3 separate regions of the Homo sapiens genome follow, and all the other regions are linked to region 1. A link is a loop called in an ENCODE intact Hi-C map of the cell type or tissue named here. Cell type or tissue: heart left ventricle. All regions are shown on one strand.

Evidence for each region. Hi-C counts contacts between places; a loop is a spot of excess contacts. Peaks named below come from ENCODE experiments on the same cell type or tissue, not always from the same donor. Only the 100,000 strongest peaks of a DNase experiment are listed, where the experiment ranks them.
Region 2: it touches region 1 in a loop (2.5-fold over the local background); 4 of 110 quality-filtered maps call a loop at or near these places.
Region 3: it touches region 1 in a loop (4-fold over the local background); 13 of 110 quality-filtered maps call a loop at or near these places.

What each region holds. Positions count from the first base shown.
Region 1 is chr1:166,160,561-166,168,560 of GRCh38, reverse strand. It overlaps FAM78B (family with sequence similarity 78 member B), which reads left to right and starts at 1,560. Exons shown (of 2, transcript NM_001017961.5): 1 at 1,560-2,575. The coding sequence starts at 2,313. It overlaps LOC112268276 (a long non-coding RNA gene), which reads right to left and starts at 2,684. Exons shown (of 3, transcript XR_002958633.2): 1 at 2,507-2,684. RefSeq lists silencers at 1,320-1,809, 1,850-1,909 and enhancers at 2,300-2,349, 2,450-2,619, 1,791-2,693. In heart left ventricle, CTCF peaks have their summits at 1,356 (motif pointing right) and 3,511 (motif pointing right); DNase peaks (open chromatin) are centred at 1,510 and 3,450; H3K4me3 peaks cover 3,150 bases; H3K27ac peaks cover 922 bases.
Region 2 is chr1:166,378,826-166,386,825 of GRCh38, reverse strand. No RefSeq gene overlaps it. Among named protein-coding and RNA genes, the nearest start is that of LINC01675, 110 kb to the left of the region's middle. RefSeq lists an enhancer at 2,943-3,763. In heart left ventricle, no CTCF peak of the experiment used is centred here; no DNase peak of the experiment used is centred here; H3K27ac peaks cover 1,362 bases.
Region 3 is chr1:166,430,549-166,438,548 of GRCh38, reverse strand. No RefSeq gene overlaps it. Among named protein-coding and RNA genes, the nearest start is that of LINC01675, 55 kb to the left of the region's middle. In heart left ventricle, a CTCF peak has its summit at 4,650 (motif pointing right); no DNase peak of the experiment used is centred here.

The sequences.
Region 1 (8,000 bases):
TAGAGAAAAAAAGACATTAGTGGAAAAACTAGTAAAATCAAAATAAAGTCTGTAGTCTTAATTTTAAAAAGAAAAAAGATATGGTCTATCAACAACCAATTGATTCTTGGACAGTGATTCTGATGCCCATGGTCGACACATAACACCTTGAGAAATGCCTTGACTGTGAGTTGTTTCTCCCCCTCAGTACAGGATGAGTTCTTTCATATCTCTATGCATTTTGCATTTGCCAAATGCTGGTCCTGTACTACTCATTCACCTTTCTCTTTTCAGTGAGACTCTACAGTCTGTCAGTATTCAATTTAAATGTCACTACTTGAGCAAAGTCACACGTAAATCTCTCAGTGGCCAGAGAGCCACTGAGTGGCTCTCTGACCACTGAGGGATTTACATGTGGCCAGAGATTTACATGTCTGGCCTTCCACGGCACTGGATACACAACCCCACTAAAGCAGGTGTCACAGTTTACTATAATAACTTGTTAACAGGTTTATTTTCTCCAGTGATCCATGTGCTCTTTTTCAACTTTGAATCCCTAGTACCTAGCACTATGTTTGGCTCCTGCCAGGCAGGCAGTCAGCCTTTGCTGAATGAAAGGACCAGTGATTGAGGTCTGTGGCTACACGGTAAAATGAGAGAGACGAGTCATCAAAGGGAAAAACTGCTTTTTTGTTAACTATAAAGTGAACCAAGGTGTCAGAACAGTTAAAACAAGGATGAAGAGTGCTTTTAGATCTCAATCAATTTTTAAATTACTCGTCACACCTGTCCTAGCTAAAGACTAACTCTAGCACCTCCTGCGGCCTGTTAGTCAGTATTTCACACTTGGGCAGCAGATCCAGCAAATGTTCAATGATCGCAGAAGAAATACTTAGAAGCTATTGGCTTTGAAAATAAAAATGTAAGAAGATGCCTAGTAAAAGCATCTGCTAAATATTCTTCCTGTTTGGCACATTAGACTGCAGTATCAGACACATGACCGTGGTCATACTGTACACAATGCCCAATGTCTGCCAAAACTCTGGCATATGAGAGACTTAGTGCTGGAGTACGGAGGGATTCTTCCGGTATCCCCACTACACACAGTGGTGGAAAGAAGAGCTTCCAGAACAAACCCAGTCAGGCAAAGAGGCAAATACACTGCATTTAGTAACGCTGCTGGAGCCCGCCCTTCACCCTTTCTGAAGGTAGGATACTAAAAGGGCTCAAGCCTAAATCTAATCCAACAAGCTATATTCTGAATAACGACCAATCTCTGATAAAGCTGTTCCCCTAACCCTTCTGCTGCCCGAAACACTCACTCTACAGCCCCTACTGGGCTACCGGGTTCCCCACTGGACTCTGGACAGCGCCGCGCCCTGCTCGGCCTCACCCACCCGGTGGCGCTTGGGCCCGCCCTAGTCCCCCACCCCCACCCCAGGGCACCACCTACCAGGGCCCCGCCCCGCCTCAGCCCCACGTGCGGGGCCCCACCCCGGCGCTAGCGGCCCTTTAAACACCCCCACCCTTACACATTACCCCCCCCCCACCCGGACGGCAGCCGAATAGGGACAAAACTCATGGCGTACAGCCAGTTTCCTCCGCGGAGCACGTCCTGTGCTGCTCCAGCCGTTGGGGCTCTCCACCCCGGGCCACAGCCTCCTGGCGCCCCCCGGGCCGAGGCAGCCGGGCCGAGGAGTGTCGGTGTGGTCCGGCTACGGGGCGGGGCCGGCGGGAGCTCCGGTCGCCGCCGCCGCCGCTGCTGCCTCCGCCTGCCTCTTGGGCCGCCCGCTCGCCCGCCGCTGGGTGCGCTGCACGCGGGGGGCAGCCGTGGTGCAGAGGTTCATGCAGCGGCGGCGGCGGCGGCGGCTGCTGCTGCTGCCGCCGCGGAGGCAGACAGACCGGGCGCTGCCACCGCCGCCCTCCCCCGGCTCCATGCCGCCGCCGCTGCCGCCTCCTCCTCTCCGGCGAGGGGCGGGGGGCTCCGGCCCGGGGTGGGCACCATTCCTCGCAGCGCCGCTCCCCTCCCTGCCCTCCGCCCGGGCGCTGGAGCCGGCGAGGGCACCCGCCGCCTCCTAGGAGTGCACCCTCCGCGCGCCCTGCCGGAGCGAGGGGGCGGGCGTGGGCGGACGTCGGGGCAGCGGGGACCCCGCGCGGCTGCAAGAGGAGGGGGCTTCCCCAAGGATGCCCGGCGGCTCCCCGCTCCTAGGTGCGAGCTGAGTCTGACCGGGAGCGAGCGGCGCGTCGCCATGCCGGCGTGACGGGCGCCCCCGGCTGCCCGCGCGGGCCCCCGCGCTGCCCCACGCCGCGCCGTGCCGGCACCGGGCTGCAGGATGGGCTGTATCCAAAGCATCACCTGCAAGGCGCGGATCCGGCGCGAGAACATCGTGGTGTACGATGTGTGCGCCACCATCGACCAGTGCCCCACGCGCATCGAGGAGACCTCGCCCATCGTCCTGCGCTACAAGACCCCCTACTTCAAAGCCTCCGCCCGCGTGGTCATGCCCCCCATCCCCCGCCACGAGACCTGGGTGGTGGGCTGGATTCAGGCGTGCAATCAGATGGAGTTCTTCAACACCTACAGCGACCTGGGCATGTAAGCGACTCGCCGCGCGGCACGGGAGCGGACTCTGGGCCCCCAGCTCTGCTTGCCACCTTGACCCCCCTCCCCAGCTCCTTCCTACTGCTGTCCCCATCGTCTTTCTAAACCTTCCTCCCGCCTCCTCTCCCACCTCCCTCCTCCCTACGCTTTTGTTTCAGTGACAGGGCGGGTGTAGGGAGGCTCCTTGCGAAGGCATTTTCTCGTGGTTTGCTTCTGACTTCCCAGAAACGCGAGGAGAAAGGTGCGGGGCGGGAAGAACGCGACAAGGAGGGTTCGAGAGGCGGAGGTGGGGATGGCTGGCGAGTGCCTGGCGAGTTTCAGGGCGCCGTCTGTGCTTTGTGGGGCTCCCCGGGAAGAGTTTGGGGGAAACCATAGAGGAGTGGAGTGGAGTGCCGGGGGCGCATGGGCTGTGCCGCGCGTCCTTTGGAGAAACCGGAGCGGGCTTGGAAGAGCAGGTCCCGGGCATCCGAGCGGGAGTTGGTAGTTCTGTCCTTGCCCTCGCGACTGTTGAAGTTTCGAACCCTTGTCCCCCGGGCCAGGGAGCCCGGAGGCGTTTCCGTCTGGAACCACAAGCCGGACACAGTTGCCTCTCTGTTTCCGCGCCCCCTGGACCAGTTCTGGTGGGGAGCTGGAAGGCACCGAGTGCGTCCCGGCCAAGAAGGGCGGATAGCCTTGTGCGAGCAGCGTTCGGCTGGCGCGGCGCGGGGTGTTTCTTATGCTAAAGGAAAGGATGGATCTCTTGTCTGTCTAGGGTCCTTACTTTTTAAAACTTTCCTAATTGCGGCACTGGAAGGGATTCCCCTGGCGCCCACCGCCGAATTCTATCGGCGAGCTGGGAGCTCTCCAACTTTCAGCAGCGCCGGTTGGTGCGCGCCGGGCTTGGCTGCTGCGGTGAAGACCAAGGATCGCCGCGGCTCCTCAACCGCCAGGGGCCGCAGGCTACGGGCGGTCGCGTCCGGGACTTTTATATTTACCAAATTTTCATAACTCCGCACCCGCCTCCTTTCAGAACTAGACTCTGAGCAGGTGGCAACGACAATAGCTAAAAGGTTTAGGGCCTGCCTTCTACCTGCTGTTACAATGTAGGTCTAGAACACCCTAATTAGCCAGTCTGCAGCCTACAGGGAAACCCTTTTTCTGGAAATTCAACCTCATTTCACTTATTAATCTAAAACTCTAGAGCTCCCAAGGTTCGTCTATTTAATATGGATATGGGGTGGGGGAGTTCCCATTTTAAAAGGTCAAACCATCTTTTTAGCAGCAGTTTGCAGGCTTTTTATTGCACTCTGAGAGCATGTCAGTTAACACTAGTCATAGGCGCTAAAAGAAATTTGACAGGTCGTTGTTTTCCTTTTTTCCTCCCAAAGATTTTGCACTTTTCTCTTTAAGCACAAAAGCTTAATCCTTGAGAAAACTCAATTCCTAGTGAAGAAATGTGAGGCCCAGTTTCCAATATGCCTCAGCACACTGTATTCTTCCAGAGAAGACAGCTAGATGTGAGAAATGGGGGATATTTTATTTGGGGCGAATCATGCCATTTAAAAACTGACATACCCTCAAAAGAATGATTATATGTGAACACATGTGTCTCTTAAAACTGCTTTTTAAAATAAATCCATTGTTTCCAGCCAAGTCAGAGAAAGCCACAGGCAGGGCAAGAGCCCTTCCTCTCATTTCCCTGGCCTCACCCTGATGGCAGTGGGTTGCTGGAGGACAGCAAGTGCTCCCCACAGCAGCCTGGGGCCCCTGGTAGAGGAAGCCAGGAGTGACTGTGCAGAAGCAGCCTCACTTTTCCCAAGACTGCACAGCGGAACTCTCTGTTGCCTCAAATCTCTTATGAATAAGTAAAAGCAAATATATAAATACAGAATTATTTCCGTAAAACTTACTTTACCTTAGGAGAAGTCAAGTTGAGATATAAACAGACATGGTAGTTGAACTTCCTGGAATCTATAGGGAAGGTATGTCCTCACTGGAACCAACTTTAATGGATATGAATCAGTGACAGGATTCCTGACCCTTCCCCACTGAATCCTTGCATTTGGGATTTGGAAAGTGGTTTTGTTTTTAAACTGCCACTTTTGATATTTTAAGATTCTTGGTTTTCATGTAGATGTAGGAGAGCAAAAATAGACCCCCAATAAATCATAAAGCATATTATTATAGATTTGTGTCCACAGTCTACCTGTTTCTTCATGGTTGCAATAATTGCTATGTGTTAAAGGCCACTTTGGAGCCCAAATTTGAATGAACCAATTTCCACAAGATATTTATGCCTGGAAAATTTTGCTAGTGTAAACTTTTTAATGGGAATTCATATTGCATGAAAGTTGCTGCAGTCTATTAGTTATTATGTCTACTTTAGCCAATATCTGGATTGTAAAAAATAGCATGGAGTGATTTTTCACCTCTGTGCAGTGTTCTGTCACATGAACCACAATATGGTGAAAGGGTTTGGATTAGAAAACTGCCTTTTCAATATTTTGAAAAGGATTGTGCCAGAGGAAATCCACAACATAAAATGGCAAGAAACTCCTGTTTACAGGATTGAAAGAAAGCCTGAGGTTTTGTGGTTTAAATTGTAAACTTTTCCAAGAAGGGGTAGGCTTCTAAAAGAACATTTGAAATAGTTGATGGCTATGATGGCCAGAGCTTAATTTGAACTTGAACTCATTTCCATGGCACTTCCTCGAATGATTCTATAGAAACCAGGCTGGTGAAGAGTTGTGGCACCTATTTATTTCTCATTTGGCCCTGGTGAATCTTGCTAGTGCAGCCTTGAACAGACTGCTGCAAGTCTTCATCCCTCGGGGAGGAAGGGCTCCTGACTCTCTCAATCAACCTGTCAATATACAAACATTTACCAAATGCTTCTGCTGTGCAGGCAGCAGCACCAAAGAAAAAGGAATATGCAGGCAGTTTTCACTGCTTCTCATTATAAGACGACAAATGCAGAGAAAAGCAGCGCTCTTTGGTGGTGTGGAAGAAATGCCTGAGAGCGCTGGCGGGCCAAGCAGGGTGTTCTAGAGGTGAATGGACTCAAGGTGAACTCTGAGGTATGGGTAATATTCAGGTAGGCAAGGAGGAGGGACTAATTCCAAAGGGGAAGACCAGCAAAAATATGGAGGTAGGAAAATAGAAGGTGTTTTAAGGGGGCATAAGTGGGCCAGAGTGGAGTGTTCAAGAAGGAGAACAGTAGGAGATGAGGTTTGAAAGGTAGCTTGGGGTCTGTTGGGTGGGCCCAGAATAACATAGTCTGGAAAAGGAAAAGATTAAAGTCAGATCTTGACCAGACAGAGGATGTCAGGAAGCTCTTCCTATCTTCTTTATACCTCTTGAGTATGCAGAAGCTTTCCAACAGAAGTGGAAGACGTTTATAATGGAACAGTTTTGAATGCTGGAGTACAACGCTGAAGAGGTTTCCTGAGTAAGATTTGAGCAAGGAATGGGGCTCTTGTGCCAGGGTTGAATGAGATGAAGACAAGGTCAGGGAAAACCAGCAATAGCTAAAGCCCCTTCTCATTCTCTTTGAGTCTTCTGGGGCTATAAGGGAACTTTTAATGGTCAGGCTGGGCTGATAGTATGGAAACCATCTCCACTGCCAATTTGGAAAAGTTTGGCCTGTGTGAAACTTTAGGAAGTCATAGCTCAGTCATAGCTTCAAGAGACAGGTCCTGCCTGTCCCTCTACTCCTCCTTCAGAATCAAGATTATTGAGGATTTGGCTGTACCCGCTCACCTCTGTTGCCTGTTCAGTTTAGTCCAAGCTGATCTCTATCCATTCTGAAACTGCTCTTGCTAAGTTCGTCTGTGATTTCCATGTTGCCGAATCCCTCAGACACTTTTGAGAGACTCACCGTTTCAGCAGCATTCCTTGTAGACGGGCTTCTCTGTGTGGAACTGCTCCCATCTTTTAACTTCTATGCTATTTTTCCGCTGTTCCTGTAACTCCATCTTACCTCAAAGTACAGTTAATGGGACTTTTTTCTTCTTGTTCTATGCTTTCCTTGGGTAATTTCATCCATCCTAATGGTGAGAGATAACCTCTATGATACACAGTCACCTCCAGTCCAGATGTGTGTGTGTCTTCGCACAATGATGACATGACACAATGAAAGACATCTCAAGCTTAGGGTATCCAGACCCGAACTCTCGATCCCCACTATAGCTCCCACTCTAAATCTGCACCTTTGCCATTCTTCATCTTAGTAAACAACACCTCCACTCTTTGAGTTGCTCAAGCGAAACCATCTGTATGTCACCCTAGATACTTCCCCACACATCCAGCCCATCATTAAATCCTACTGATCCCATCTCCAGAATATGTGTGTAATCCAGCCACCACTCTCTCTGTCTACTGCTACCATCTCAGGACATGTCACCATTAACTGTCACCTGTTCTTGTAGAGACTTTCTAACTGAACCTGTCACCACCATTCTTGTCCCCCTCCAGTCTGCCTCCCACATAGCAGCCAGAGTGATGTATTAAAAATGTAGATGTTATTAGTTTCTTGCTTAAACCTTTTAATAACTTACCATTGCAATTGGAATAAAATGGGAAAATCTCTTGCATGGGAGGCCGAGGCAGGTGGATCACTTGAGCCCAGGAGTTCAAGACCAGCCTGACCAATATGGTGAAACCCCATCTCTACTAAAAATTCCAAAAAGTAGCTGGGCATGGTGGCACACGCCTGTAAACCCATTTACTCTGGTGGCTGAGGCACGAGAATTGCTTGAGCCTGGGAGGTGGAGGTTGCAGTGAACCAAGATTGCACACTCCAGCCTGGCTGACAGAGCGAGAGTCTGTTTCAAAAAAAAAAAAAGAAAGAAAATCTCTTTCTGTTCTCTGATTTTCTGTTCTTAAGCCTTGTCAGCCTTCTTCCAGTCTTTCAAAAGAACCAACTTTATCCCAACTCAGAACGTTTCCATATGCCGCTCTCCATCTGAAATGTGCTTCCTCCCTGCACTGCTCTAGCTACTTCCTGCCCCTCATTCCGGTCTCAGCCGCTATCTCCTCTGAGAGGCTATCCCTGATCTCACAGTTGAAATTGGGATCCTCCTGTTCTTTTCCTTCAAGATGCGCTGTTCTTATACTGGTTACCATTACTAAGAATATAATTAGTGAGAATATAATTGTTTACTTAATTTCTGACTTGTCCATTACAGTGTAAATTTCATGAAAGCAGATGTCATGTCCATCTTGTTTATGAACAGTGCATGGCCCATAGCAGATGTTCAAGAAACATTTGATACAAAATAAACGAATAAACTATTTTTCTGACCTCAAATAGTCTGTCCTCTTCAACAAATAATGTCTCTTCAAAGTTAGCTTTTCATGTTAAACCTAAGCCTGAACCCACAAAGATCTTGAACCCAAGACACTCCAGCAGTTACTTAGCACTAATATATAGTTTAACTCC
Region 2 (8,000 bases), 220 kb before region 1:
TCTGGCCAGTTTTTGCTTAAGGCACCCCCTTCCTACACCCCTGCTCTAATTGCCTGGGATATTTGGATTCTCAAATAGAGCCAGGAAATCAGGCAGGGAGTTTCCACCAACTCCCTAATCCACCCCAGGAAACGTGGGAAATGATAGACAGCAAAAGCCAAGTAAAGCCACAAGTCTTTGAAGGACAGATAATGTATAAATTCTAACAAAATGCCACCCACCAGGAAACTAACCACCTGGGAGGTGTAGAGGCCCTAGCAGCTTCCTGGAGGGGAGCCCAAGGAATCTAATTGAGTCTGAGAAGAGACTGCAAGCAAGGGATCAGGATCATGGGTCCAGGCTAACACAAGTTTCCAAAGAGCCTCAGAGGCTGCCCGCTTTAGGGAGTGACAGCAAAGAGTTCCATTGTTGAAAGTGTTTACAGGTCTTTCATTCAGAAAGAATTGATCAGACTGCTTCCCTCACGTTCTTTCTCCCAGTGACACAAGATCCCGTCTCCACTGAGAAAAACAGTGTGTTATTATTGCCAGGGTGTGAGAGGAAACCCTTGAAATGCCAATGTAAGGCTCAGACTGAATCTTAAATCCATTGGAATTGCCACAATCACATGATCTTTGGCCACATATATGTTTCCTTTGAATGTGTGTATCTATTTTGCACTTGTTACAAATCAAGCACTGTACTAAGCTCTAGGGTAGACAAGGGGAAGAGAAGAGAATGCTACTCAATAGATGCATATATTCTAATGGAAAAAATAGATGTGTGCACGAATAATATCAGGGGAAATGAACAGAGAAGGAAATGGGAAATGTACGGGTATGTAACTAGCCAAACTCAAGGTTCTAATTAGACACCAATGTTCAACGTGAAGGGGACTACTTTTCAAAAACTCTTGCCTAAGTCAACATTATCTATCCACCTAAGTCAACATTATCCTATCCAGTCTGATAGCAGGTTCTGGGCAGGGAGAAGAAACTGGGAATTGCATAGAAGCCATTAAATTCCTGGCGGGAGGCCTCTACAATCCCTGTCTCTTGGCTTGCTTAGGGGAGTTCAATACTGGCATTGGAACCCATTGAAGACACATTCCATTTTTGTTTCAGGGGCAAATGCACCTCTGATGGCTAGAAGTGAGAGGGGAAGCCCATACAGCATTTTCTTTGTCTTTACTCCTGTCCTAGGGAGAGGGCATTGGAAAGGGAACACACTGTTGGGGTTGTTTCCCTTGTAAAATACCCAGCAGGGTAAGCCTTAGCAGAGAATATGCTTTCAGAAAGCATTGGCCTACATTCCAACTTGTAGGGCCTGTGCTTCCTGAGATAACTGCTTTTGCTTGTTCCATTAATGATGTCTACTTACATCCCTCCTACACCAGGGTAAATGCCTGCCTACTCCCCAAGGTGCATCTGTCAGAAATCATGACAACTAGAAAGTGGGTTCAAGGGAGAGGGGAAGTTAAAATGGACCATCTACTGCCAGAACTGGAGGGGAGAAAGGAAGACACAGCACTGGACAGCGTCTGTGCTTTTGGAGTATGAGGAATTTTCTGGCAGCTTCTAACTGATCGAAGGCATCCCCAGAGACTCCAGCCATAACAGGAACTTGCTGTGCTAAAAGTATTTAAGAATGTTCAGTGGAGCCACTGTGTTCCACGGGCCATGATTTCTGCTTGGTGCAAGTCTATTACAAAAGCACCTAAGTATATCATTCCTCTAAACGTGGGCGTGATTACAAGAGGTGCTGGCTAATGTGCTGATACACACCAGCTCCATGGGCTGTAAAATGTGCTGCTGTTCAACTGCACGGTTATTGCTCCAGGACCGATTTTGTGGGCAAAGGGAATAGTATTCCCTCTAGCAATTCCAGCCACCTTGCAGGTAGGAAAACTTTTAAGAGACAAACAAGGTTATCTGTAACTGTTACAAAGTGCTAGTGACAGTCTGCCCAGGAGGTAAAGCTCACATTTAAACACTTAGGAATTCCTTTACCCCATTTGAGGAAGTCTGGATCACTCACGGGGCTGGACTGGAGAAAAGGAGAACTAGAGCATGATTTTCTTTTCATTTGTTCATTTATTTGTTTTTTCCATTCAACCAACAGTTACTGAGGACCTTATGCATTATGGACTTTTCTAGACATTGAGGACACAAAGATAAATATGATCTGGTCTCTTCTAACTTAGGACGTCACTATTTTTGCAGAGGGAAGATGAAACAGCACATAAACAATTACAATAACAAATTTAGAAGCTCACATTTATGTAGCATTCTCCATGCTTTATTTCATGTGATATTCATAACAACTCTATGGGACAGGCAGGAAAATATTATTGGGTCGGTGCCCATCAGCCAAAGACCACGGGGAACATATCCACAGGAATAAAGTTAGGTTCTTACTTGCTGCAGCAAGGAAGACCATATAGCATGGGGAGCTGTGGGGCCTCTCCAAAGTGGGGGAGTCAGAAAAAGGTCCATATACGGCTTGGGAGCTGGAGTTAGTCCTAGGGTGGGCTTAGCAGGAATGAACTCGGGAGTTTGGAACAGTCTGTGGCTTTGTATTTAGAATGATTTGGTCATACAGAGTCACTGTTAGATCAGTTGTCTGTGGTCTTATCTTGGAGCTCACGGATCTGAACAGACTGGTGTTAAAAGACTGAAAGTTTCTCTAGCTGCAGATGAACACTATGGTTTTGATTTGATACAGTTTATCTGTTTTGCACAATCGGCTTTGAAAAACTGTGGTTTCTATTTTCAATTCTCAGTACCCTCCCTTTAGTCTAGCCGCCAGTGTCTTTTCTCTTTATCAATTGTTGTTAAGATTACTTCAGTTTTACCAGTGGAGATACTAAGCAAGACTCACCAAAGTCTTCCTCATCAGAAGCTGCTGCAGAGGCCCAGCCAAACCCAGGTCTCCAGTGGGGAACACAAATAGACTCCCTTGACCTAGACACGATGTTCAGGCTATGAGCTCTGTCTTGCCTCATACCTATTTGCCTGCCTTTCCTTCTTACCTCCCTAACTGTATGAACGGCGACCACAACTTAACAAAGCTCCAGCCTAGTAAACGAGAACATGGTCTTTGGGAGTGAACTGCCCAGCTTCAGAGCCCGGATCTGTCTTGTACTGGATTACCAACCTCTCTATACTCTGGCATTTCCTCAGCTTTAAAACAGCAATAATATTAGTCTCTCCCTCAGGGGGTTATTGTGAAGATTAAAAGAGATAATATACCTAATGTGCTTAGAGGGGTGCCTGCCATATAGAAAGTGCCCAATTAAAGGGTTATTATGATTATTCTCTCCTGTCTCTGTAGCACCCAGTACGGTGCCCTGCAAACTGACAGCTGTGGTGTACAGCAGCACTTCTCAAATTTTAATTTGCATACAAATCATCCAGAGATCTTGTTAAAATTCTGAATCTAATTCTGTGGTTCCGAGAATCTGCCTTTCTAAGGAGCTCTTGGGTGATGCCTGCTGGGACCACACTTTGAACAACAAGTAGTTCTCTGCTTGTGGTCTGGAGACCAGCAGCTTCAGTGTTACCTGGAAACTTGTTGAAATGCAAATCCCCCCTTCCCATCAAACATGCTGGAATACAGCCAGCAATCTATGCTTTAATAAACCCACTGGGGTGTAGGAAAGAATAATTGACTGGATTCAAAAGTCTTGGATGGCATTCTGGATTTGCCAGTTAATAGTTGTGTGGCCTTGGGCAAGTCACTTAATCTCTGTTAGCCTAGCACTGAAGTCCCTAAATAGTTTATTCTTTTAAACCCAGAATGTGGCCACAAAAGACCCTAAGCTAAAATAGGGCCATGTTTCACCTCCTTGGAATCCCAAATTCACTGCTTCTCTATTGCTTCTGTAAAACTGGACACATTTTATTTACCCTGCTCAGAAGGCTGTTGTAAGGTTCTAATGAGACAATGCAAAAGCATGTGAAACTATAGGATAATACATAATTATTAAGTACTTGAAATATATTTGATAAATGGTTAAATGAAGAATGAAATATCACATATATAACTAAAACACCTTTGGAAAGCCCAGATCATTTCTTTATTAAAAGTCATTTTTTTAGGAGAGATGCATCCTGGGTTTCTTAGGAGCTGCAGACTTCTGTCAGAAGTGGATGTCTGATCATGAATGCTTAATGAAGAGCTAGGATATTTTATTTTAGCACTATTAATAGACCAATGAAGAAAACAACCAGGCAGGTAAAATAGCTCATTTATTCCAAGGTCTAAATACCTTTTATATGAGTATGTTCACATTTTTAAAACTCCGTTAGATGGTTGGGAATTTGCTGAGACACCCAAGTTTGACAGAGGCAGCCATTCCTACCTTAATATCTGGCCTGTCCACCTACACTGGATATTTATGTGTGAGGCTTTTTATCTGACTCTATCAAAACACTCTCCAGCTGGTACTGTCTATAATTAGGCAAACCTACTTATGAATATGACTCAGTTACTTCTACCCCAATCAAGAAGTATTAATTCAGGCTGGGCGTGGTAGCTCATGCCTGTAATCTCAGCACTTTGGGAGGCCAAGGCAGGAGGATTGCTTGAGCCCAGGAGAGCAAGACCAGCCTGGGCAACAAAACGAGGTCCCCTCTCTACTATAAATAATTTTTTAAAAATTAACCTTGCGTGGTGATGTGTGCCCGTAGTCCTAGCTACTTGGGAGGCTAAGGTGAGAGGATCCCTTTAGCCCAGGGATTCAAGGCTGCCAATGAGCTATAATCCTGCCACTGCACACCAGCCTGGGCAACAGAGAGAGATTTTGTCTCTTAAAAAAAAAAAAAGGAAACAAATATTAATTGAGACACATGATGAGAGTTTTATTTTATGTATTTAGTAAATCCCAAAATTTTAAAATAACTATTACTAAATGCCTACTAAGTTTAAGATACAATGATAGTAACCAAGACTTTCTGTAGACCCTCCTGTTGTCACAAAACTACCTAGACAAATCTAAAATATGTGCCTCCCAGACAAACCACACATCTTGCACTTGAGAATAATTTCCTGATACAGCCATCCCATGTAACCTTAATTAACAAACCCAAATCTAATAATCTCAGCAGAAGCAAAATATTGCGATGGGAATGACCCTGAGCTGATCAGAAGGATGAGAACCCAGGTCTGCTATTAACCAGCTCCCAGACCTTCTCTCTGCCATTTGCCCTCTACGCCTCATTTTCATTGTCTGCGAAGTGTGAATTTTGAAATGATCTTATAAAGTCTCCTCCAGTTCTAATATCCTATTTGGTGCTCCTGTGCACGTCTCAGGTGAACATAGATGTGAATTGTTCCTATGCCACTTTTCTGTGTGTTTGCTTACCCTTTTTCCTTTTCCTGTCAGTTACTCTAGATGTAGCCAGCTTGAAGGTAGACACTACAGCCCATGCTGATTTTGAAACATCCTCCGCAGGACACAGCCTCAGGGAGCTCTCAGTTGATATTGCTGGCAAATGGCAAACTATCTCTTTCCATCTCTAGCAAACTCAGGAACCCCACATTTATTCCTGCTAAGCATTTTCTCTGTGTTGCCTTATAGCTGATCCCACTATAGTCTAGTGGGTCTATGTTACAGACCCATCATGAGGTGAGAGACTCAGAGTTGTCCTGCCACCATTTTCAGAAAAAAAAGCTGCAATCCCACTGACAGACCTGCCTTTAAGAAGAGAGAGAGATGTGCTGAGCCCCATCTCAGAAGAGCAGCTCACTCCTCATTGGCAGAACTGGTTGTTGGTAATATCACTAATGTCAAAAGTAGTGGCCATATGTAGAATCACAGCATATCTGTATTGGAAGTGCTCACATAGTCCCTTTTCCCCTTAGGAGGAAACCGAGGCCCTGAGGTGGAAGTGACATGCTTAAGTTCATCTATTTATCCCTTCCTCGACTTTCCATTACTCTAGGAGTTTGAATGCAAGTACAGAGAGAAAATGTGGAAGCGTCAGACACTGCAGACAAGGACAGCTATTTGAAGAGCCTTACTCCGGCCTATCTTTGTTAGGATGCTGAGGCATTATATTACAAGGTTGACAGCACAGAAAAATTATCAGACACAAACTGAGTGAATTTTGATGGGACAAGTGCCATGAAGAACATCAGGGAAAACTGCCCAAATGTAATATGCTATAGAAATATTATACACAATAGAATATTCTCACTGGTTATATGCAGATATAGCAGAGAAATATTACAGTCTCAAGGGTCTAGAAGCTGAACATGAGTCAGCAGCACTGCGATATTGTTTAATACAGCAGAAATGGGATTCGGAAGCAGACAGGGATGGAACATTCTACTCAGCACATTTGAGTGCTCTCGCTCTTTTTTATTATTCTCTAATTGTATCTTTTGTGTAAGTCTTGTCTCCCCAATGAGATTAAAGACTCCCGAAGGACACAGGCCTTGATTCGTCCTTTGTATCTTTTTACCACCAACAAGAAAATATATGTTAGAGAAAGAGAGAGAACTTGGAATCTAAGAGGAGGCCGACGGTGTTTTGAAATTCTATAATTTCAGAGGGAATTTGCTTAAAAGATATGAGCAAAGAGAAATGAAACTAAAATTAAGAGGTGTCTTGATGTCAGCCTAGAAAAGAGATGACTGAAAGAACACACAATGACAGTAATGGCTACCATTTATTGAGTGCCTGTTAAGCTACAGTCAATGAATATCCATTATCTCTAATTTTTACAATGACCCTGCAGGGTAGCTTTTAGTAGCCCCATGTCACAGTCAAGAAAACTAAGAGAACTTAAATAATGCTGCTCATGATTATAAAACTACCAAGTGACCGAGCTAGAGTTAGGGCCAGGGCCGCCTGGTTGTGAACTCCAAGTCCTTTCCATGGGCCCATTTGCCATCCTGAGAACAGAGAACAGGTTCTATCTCTGTTGGAGCCAAGAAATAGACCTTACATAGCAAGAGGAACTTCAGGCCTATGGGAGAAATAGCTTTCAAGCCAGGAGGATGGTCACTGAGAGCTCCATATCTCAGCCTCGCAGCTGTGGAGGCTGACATGTGGGCATATGGAGTCCAGTGCAGAGGGATCTACAGGACCTTCTGGGGCTCAGGCAACTCTTCCTGAAGTCCTAGCGTCATAGGAACATGCAAACCCTAGCTGCCCTGGAGGTGGTCCAGTTCTGTTTCTATTTGTGTCCTTTCCATGTCACTTTGGCTGACTCATCCTCCTCCTCTCCACAAGGGAGCTCAATCACTGTCCTTGTCATAATGAAACAAGAGATCTTAAAACAAGCTTTCCTCACTAGAAGTTGCAGGAAAAAGATCCCTGTTACAGCAAAAAAAAGAGTAAAAAGAGACTGAACAAAATGTTAAGTATTGAATTTAGAGGGTTTGGTTTTTTAATGTCCCCTTAGACTTCTCTGATTTTTCCACAGTCTCAAAATCAAAATGCTCGTCTTTCAAACTAGGCAAAATATTACATATATTTAAAATAATGTAAAAATTTAGGAATAAAATACCTACACAAGTTTTAAGGAAAATACTGAAAGTTATTATGTTCAATTACAACCTTTTCTGGTACTTCCCACTGGTGAATAATCTTATGTTTTCATTCTACTCTTGTGATCTGAAACATGTTCCTCCCATGCCATAAATTAAAACGAATGAGCAAACATATAAAGGCATTTTTTTAAATGTCAACAAAGTGCACATGCTATAAAGTTGACTAACATCAATAGCATTTGAAATAAACAGTTAACAAACTGGTGGTCACAGAGATAACATGTCAGGCAAAGGTGATTCCTCCCCCAAGGAATTTGAGCCAGGCTAGCCAGAAACCTCAGCACACTCAGGAAAGCAGTCTGGGGTTCTATTTGACTGTGATGCTGGGAACTCCCAGGGCAGAAATATCCCACTCTATACTGTCAGTGCTAGGCAGAGAGCAACTCTCCAGGCAACGCAAGATGCATTGACAGCCAAATGGGGACGTTTAGACTTCTTTCATTTCTCTCACTTTGCAGGTA
Region 3 (8,000 bases), 270 kb before region 1:
AAATTATTTAAACAAAAAAGAAACTGGAGTTAGAGAAAGCAGAAATCTTCAGATAGGGAGGAAAAATAGTAGTAGCCAGTTCTTGGTGGGACAATAGCTACGAATGTCTGACATAGGCTCCTGACAAGTAAAAACGGTAAAAAGGGGACAGTAAAAAAGGGAAAGAGGGTCTACCACAGTAGCAGTCATCTCCAAGGGACACCTTCTCTAGGTATTTCTCCCTTCCCCAACTCACATTCAAGCCTAGTATATAATTTGCCTCATCAACATGCTGTCATTGTCAACATCATCCACACTCTCAAGCTTCAAATGTCAATAAAAATAAATTGCTGCTCATAATTCAGCTTTGTTAACACATTTGGGAAACTGGGGAAAAGTTTTTAGCCTATTTGCATATGTCAATGACATCAGCCAAAATAAGTCTTGACTTGGTGCCCCAGGGGCTAGAGAGGGCCTAACAAATGTGAACAAATCACTGGGTTCAAACACAAATTCAAAATCTTCCCTTCAACTCTCTATTTCTTTTATCTGATTCTCCCTTCACCCCCACCAACCTCTTTGGCCTCTTCCTTTGGCAATGGTGATGATGATGATGATACTTAAGATAATTCAGCTCCTCCTTGCTTCTGCAAGGTATGAGCCTCCTAGAAGCCAAAGAAATATAGTTTGCTAGTTATGTATGTATAAGTGATATATTTTTAACTATTTATTAAAGCCTAAATATATGCATAAAAGTACACAAAGGTATAAAATTCAATGAATTTTTATAAAATAATCGTATCCATGTAACCAACACCCAGAACAAAAAGTAGAACATTACTAGCACACAGAAGTCAATACTTTGCCCAAAGGTTGCCAGTATTGCACTTCTAATAGCATAGATTAATTTTGTCAGATATGTCCTTTATAAAAATTAAATCCTACAGTATGTATGTTTTGTCTTATTTTTTCTCTCAATATTAAGTTTATGAGATTCATTCCTTTATGTAGTTATTGGTTATTCATTCTCATTACTGTATAGTATTTATTGTGTAATTATACCACAATGTGTTTACTCATTCCAACATCGATGGGTAGTTAGCCAATTTTCATTTTTTACATTGTCTATTATACATAGTGCTGCTATGGCTATTCTTAAATATTTTGGGTGAAAATATGTATGCAATTCTTTGGGTATATTCCTAAGGGTAGAACTGCTGGGTGTTTGGGAATGCACACGCCCAGCTTAAGTAGAATCCACCAGATTTCCAAAATGAATACGCTATATATACTGTTTCAAAATATATATTTTTTGAAACAGGGTCTTGCTGTCACCCAGGCTGCAGTGGCGTGATCATGGCTCAGTGCAGCCTTGAACTCCTGAACTCTGGTGATCCTCCTGCCTCATCCTCCCAAGTAGCTGGGACTACAGGCACGCACCACCTGGCTATTAATTTTTTTTTTTTTTTTTTGTAGAGCTAGGTCTGCTTATATTGCCTAGGCTGATTTCAGACTCCTGGCCTCAAACAATCTTCTTGCCTCAGCCTCCCAAAGTATTGGGATTACGGGCGTGAGCCACTGCACCTGGTCAAAATGAATATACTATTTTGTGTTAACACCAGCAGTATAGAGAGTTCCAGTTCCTCCGCATCCTCCCAACACTTGGCAACTCCCCTTTTAGCCTTTCCAGCAGGTATGTTTGGTTCAGGACTTTTGCCCACTTTTCTGTTGAGTTGACTGGGGTTTTTAATTATTAATGTGTAAGAGTTTTTTATATATTGTGATATGAGATCTTTGTCAAGTGCAAGTATTGTAAATATTTTCTCTCACCCTGTAGCCTGACTTTTCACTATCTTACTGGAGTCTTTTGACAAAATTAGAATTTTAAAAATACATTTAGAATACTTTCCTGCAACCTCACTAATGAGAGGATTAAGAAACCTCAATCTATTCTGCAGGGAAATACATTGGACTCTGCCTGGGTCAGCTGGTAGAAGTAAGGAGGTAATTCTTTGCCCTAGAATTAAGAAAGAATAGCTGATAATAATACCAACCATAAATGGATTGCCTACTATATGTCTAGAGATTATTATATATATTATATAATATCAAAGTTAAAACTTACAACCTTCCTATGACATAAAAGCATTATTATCAACCTCATTTTCAGATGAAGAAACTCTGGCATAGACAAGTAAAGCAGCCATTTCTAAATTTCTACTCTTGACCTTTACTATATACTTTCTTTTTGTCACCTCACACTAAAGTCAAAAATTCACAATATCTCCTGTTTAATAGGAACTTAGTCTAGCTAAATATGGCCTCCAGAGATTACATGCAATGAGCAGTCATTGCAGGCAGCCTGACCTTTAGAGGCAAGGAGGCTTCTGTCTCCACCTGAGGGCAAGGCCTCAAGAGGAGCTCAGGTGAAAACTATTGGCCACTCTCATTCCAAGCAGCTGGGAGAATGCATGCTTTAGTCCTATAGGAAAGAGCTGAGAAGTACGTATATGACTATATGGCATCCACTGTAGTCTATTCCTTGTACTGTCTGTATCTGCTTGCTCCATGTAATAAGTTCTGATAAAATCTCCTCCAGGATTTTGTTGGGCCTTTTTCTGGTAGGAACATATGATGGGAAGGTTAGTGGCATAAACTACAGTCCTTGCCATTGCAGTTGTGCTTCAGGCAACAATTGATATTATCTCCCTCTTCCATGCCTCCTAACCTCCATTCTAGAGTCCCTTCACTATTTGTACCTCTGCTAGTGAAGAAGCTTACATGGTATAGTGACTCAGACCTTCATCCTATTGCTGGTCCACCAGCAGGTGATGAAGCTCCAAAACCCCATATTAGAGTTTCTTGGGATGCTCCTGGTACCAGTTGCTTCAGGTTAACTTGCTCGAGAAGCAGGCTTTAGGATGGAGCTGTGTATGCAGGAAAAGTAAAGGAAGCATAATTGGCAAAGGGAGAAGTTGAAATAAAAATCAGTGTAACAAAGGCCTCAGCCAATCCTACCGGAAGCTCTGGAATTGGATGGCCTTCTATAGTTATCCCAAATGGGGAAAGGAGGCAAGCCTTCACATCTCCACATAAACCAATCATTGGATGTGGCCTGACCCCAAGATGGGGATGAGGTTTGAGGGAGGGGCAGTTCTCTTCATCTGAAAGCTATTGACCAACAACAATTCCAGTCCTAGGTGGGGGTATTCTGGGAAGATCACCATGGCATCCACTGCAAATATTTATGCCTTAGATCTGAGTTGCAATAATTCAGAAGAATAAATTTTGCATTTGAAATATTTGGGGTATTATTGGGCAAGGCAGACTTCTGGAAGGGATTTAGGTAACATGCTTCATACTACCAGATTTCATCAGTTATCATCATCAAGATAGATATCAACAATTTGGAAGATGAATTCCAATTTTATTATTACTTTATATATTATGAAAAAATAAAAATTGCCACCAATTAAATTATGATGCACCATATTATATGTAAGAGGTATCTCAATTTCAGAGATAGGAAAGTGTAAATAAAGCCCCCCTGGATCTTAGAATTGATATGTAGTAAGTTTTAACACCCCTCCTTGCCATACACACACACACACACACACACACACAGAAGAAAATGGTGTTTTTCGTGGTGTTAGTGAATGTTGCCAAAATGGAAGTAAAGTAGGGTAGATTTATTGGCAAGATCATCCTCAGTCCAGGTGTCCAGATAAAGTAAAAGTTGTTCACTGCTTTACTTCCCTACATCGTACCTATGTCATGGTATATGTAGGGTAGGGAGCACATCCCAGTGGATAAATGGCATTTGGCATTCACAGAAAAGAGGACCCAGGGAAGACGTCCAGACCAGAAGGGACTTACTAACCCACTCACTTACTCAGGAGTCCTTCTCAGCTCAGGACACATGTGCCTGGGGTTGGCCATTCTGTCTCTCTCATCCTTTAATCCTAAGACTATAATAAAGGGAAAGGGGCCCTCACTCTTTCCCTAACCCACCCCAACTTTTCCTTTGACAAGAAAGATGTAGAAACAGTGTTCAGGAGTGAGGATACTCACCACTATGCAAGGCACAGTTCATTCTCTCTCAGTCCACGCACACCTCAGGCTCTGCCTTCTCTGTCCCACCTACTCTGTGGCAAACAATTCTTCTCTCTTCAGTCATAGCAAAAACTCTTGACATGTTCCCTCCTTCGTGTAATGTTTTATGATGACCTGAATGAGAATCAATCTTCTTGGTCTCTTCCTTTCTAAACTCCCACAGAGGCCTCTTCACTCATGTTTCTCACTTTAAATGTACTTACATCTTTGCTTGAACAGCATTCAGACTTGGTTTAATTGCAGCATTTTTCTGGGATGTGGCTGTCAGCATATCCTTCACAGGCTGACACATGACCACAATGTCTCTCCCACATTTTCAGCAACACAGATAATGGACTTGGCGGTGAATGCTGATTAAAGTCATGGAGCCTCTTGCTAGCTTCTGTTGCTGCTGCTGATGCAGAGTCAGGATCTTAAATGTACATCAAGATCTCCCAGTTGATCCTACAAGGTCTATCCTGGACAAGGGTGCAGGGTTTTCCCAGCAGCCCTCTACAATGGGATGATTTGCTGCTCGGGGTTGCTCTGATTTTCTAAGATGCTGGGGGGAACTGGAAAGCATCAACATTTATCATGCACTAGAGGGTGCCAAAGTCCTGGGTAACTGAGTCCATCTAGGAAGAGTGTGTCTCACCTTGAAGCCCCAGGAAAGAGAAGCAGCGTCCAAATTTCTAAAGTTCTTAAAAAATGACGAGTTCATGTCCTTTGTAGGGACATGGATGAAGCTGGAAACCATCATTCTCAGCAAACTATCGCAAGGACAAAAAACCAAACACCACATGTTCTCACTCATAGGTGGGAATTGAACAATGAGAACACATGGACACAGGAAAGGGAACATCACATACCAGGGACTGTTGTGGGGTGTGGGGAGGGGGGAGGGATAGCATTAGGAGATATACCTAACTGCTAAATGACGAGTTAATGGGTGCAGCACACCAACATGGCACATGTATACATATGTAACAAACCTGCACGTTGTGCACATGTATCCTAAAACTTAAAGTATAATAATAATAAATTTAAAAAAAGAAAAAAAAGAAATTCAAATAACCAAAAAATAAAAAATAAATAAATAAGTAAAGTTCTGCAGCTGGACTGGGCATGAGGACATCTGCTGGAACACATGCCTGCATTATCAGAGAGACTATTCTAAAACATTCAGTAGATCAGGATCTATACCACTGCTGAAGGTTTTTCAAAGGCAACACCACTGTGATTGAAAAAATATATATTTTAACAGTAGTAATAGCTACCTATTTGCATACTATTTATTGTATGCCATACACTGTTGTAAGCACCTTATATACATTAGATCCTGTCAACAATGCTAAAACATTATCTTCAAGTTATAGATGAGAAAACTAAGGCAGAGCGCTTAAGAAATTTGCCCAAGATCACGTAGCTTGTAAGTGGCAGGACCAGGATTCAAATCCAGGAGTCCAGGTACAAGGCCTTCAACACTCTGCTTCACTCACATGTCAACACAAGTATCAGGCACTCTATAGCCACATTTCTTGTCAGAAGTAAACATAAATTTCCTCCAGCTTCCCTGGTTAGGCAACTACCACGTTCAGTACCCTTACTAGTAGAAAGTTCTTTCTTAACAGTCCCATGAATCCAGTTCCTCTTTTTTACTTCCACCCTAGATTTTTTTTTAATCTATCTATATATATTTTTGCACTCTAGACTTTTTGACCATATTATGGAGTATTTACTGACTGCCCAGCCTCAACAAATGGGGATTTTTTTTTTTTAAGATGAGGTTTCGCTATGGTGCTCAGGCTGGTCTCAAACTCCTTGGCTCAAGGGATCCTCCCACCTCAGCCTTCCAAAGTACTAGAATTACAGATGTAAGCCACCGTGCCCAGCCAATAAATGGCTTCTGACTGCCATGCTTCTAAACACAACTGATAAAATCTTTCTTGGATTCCAACAAGCTGTTGGCCACATTTGTTTAACTCCTATTCCAAAATAATGCTGAAAGTACCCAAGTGAAACGTGACAAACTAGGTCCAATGACTTGGCATTGCATTTGAACTAAATAATTTCACAAAACTCTGAGCTAATGTACATGTAATATTTTTAAAAGGAAGAATTTTTTTTCCTGTTTTTTTTTTATACTTTAAGTTCTAGGGTACATGTGCACAACGTACAGATTTGTTACATATGTATACATGTGCCATGTTGGTGTGCTGCACCTGTTAACTCGTCACTTACATTAGGTATGTCTCCTAATGCTATCCCTCCCCCTCCCCCCACCCCACAACAGGCCTTGGTGTGTGATGTTCCCCACCCTGTGTCCAAGTGTTCTTATTGTTGAGTTCCCACCTATGAGTGAGAACATGCAGTGCTTGGTTTTCTGTCCTTGTGATAGTTTGCTCAGAATGATGGTTTCTAGCTTCATCCATGTCCCTACAAAGGACATGAACTCATCATTTTTTATGGCTGCATAGTATTTCATGGTGTATATGTGCCACATTTTCTTAATCCAGTCTATCATTGTTGGACATTTGGGTTGGTTCCAAGTCTTTGCTATTGTGAATAGTGCCACAATAAATATACGTGTGCATGTGTCTTTATAGCTGCATGATTTATAATCCTTTGGGTATATGCCCAGTAATGGGATGGCTGGGTCAAATGGTATTTCTAGTTCTAGATCCTTGAGGAATCGCCACACTGTCTTCCATGATGGTTGAACTAGTTTACAGTCCCACAAACAGTGAAGAAGTGTTCCTATTTCTCCACATCCTCTCCAGCACCTGTTGTTTCCTGACTTTTTAATGATTGCCATTCTAACTGGTGTGAGATGGTATCTCATTGTGGTTTTGATTTGCATTTCTCTGATCACCAGTGATGATGAGCATTTTTTCATGTGTCTGTTGGCTGCATAAATGTCTTCTTTTGAGAAATGTCTGTTCATATCCTTTGCCCACTTGTTGATGGGGTTGTTTGATTTTTTCTTGTAAATTTGTTTAAGTTCTTGTAGATTCTGGATATTAGCCCTTTGTCAGATGGGTAGATTGTAAAAATTTTCTCCCATTCTGTAGGTTGCCTGTTCACCCTGATGGTAATTTCTTTTGATGTGCAGAAGCTCTTTAGTTTAATTAGATCCCATTTGTCAATTTTGGCTTTTGTTGCCATTGCTTTTGGTGTTTTAGTCATGAAGTCCTTGCCCATGCCTATGTCCTGAATGGTATTGCCTAGGTTTTCTTCTAGGGTTTTTATGGTTTTAGGTCTAACATTTAAGTCTTTAATCCATCTTGAATTAATTTTTCTATAAGGTGTAAGGAAGGGATCCAGTTTCAGCTTTCTACATATGGCTAGCCAGTTTTCCCAGCACCATTTATTAAATAGGGAATCCTTTCCCTGTTTCTTGTTTTTGTCATGTTTGTCAAAGATCAGATGGTTGTAGATATGTGGTATTATTTCTGAGGGCTCTGCTCTGTTCCATTGGTCTATATCTCTGTTTTGGTGCCAGTACCATGCTGTTTTCGTTACTGCAGCCTTGTAGTGTAGTTTGAAGTCAGGTAACATGATGCCTCCAGCTTCATTCTTTTGGCTTAGGGTTGTCTTGGCAATGTGGGCTCTTTTTTGGTTCCATATGAACTTTATAGTATTTTTTTCCAATTCTGTGAAGAAAGTCATTGGCAGCTTGATGGAGATGGCATTGAATCTATAAATTACCTTTGGCAGTATGGCCATTTTCACGATATTGATTCTTCCTATCCATGAGCATGGAATGTTCTTTAAAAGGAAGAATTTTGGAAGAACTGGACAACACAATGTTCTGAACAAAACAAAAAAAAAATTTGAGATGGAGTTTCACTCTTGTTGCCCAGGCTGGAGTGCAATGACACGATCTCCATTCACTGCAACCTCCACCTCCCAGGTTCAAGTGATTCTTC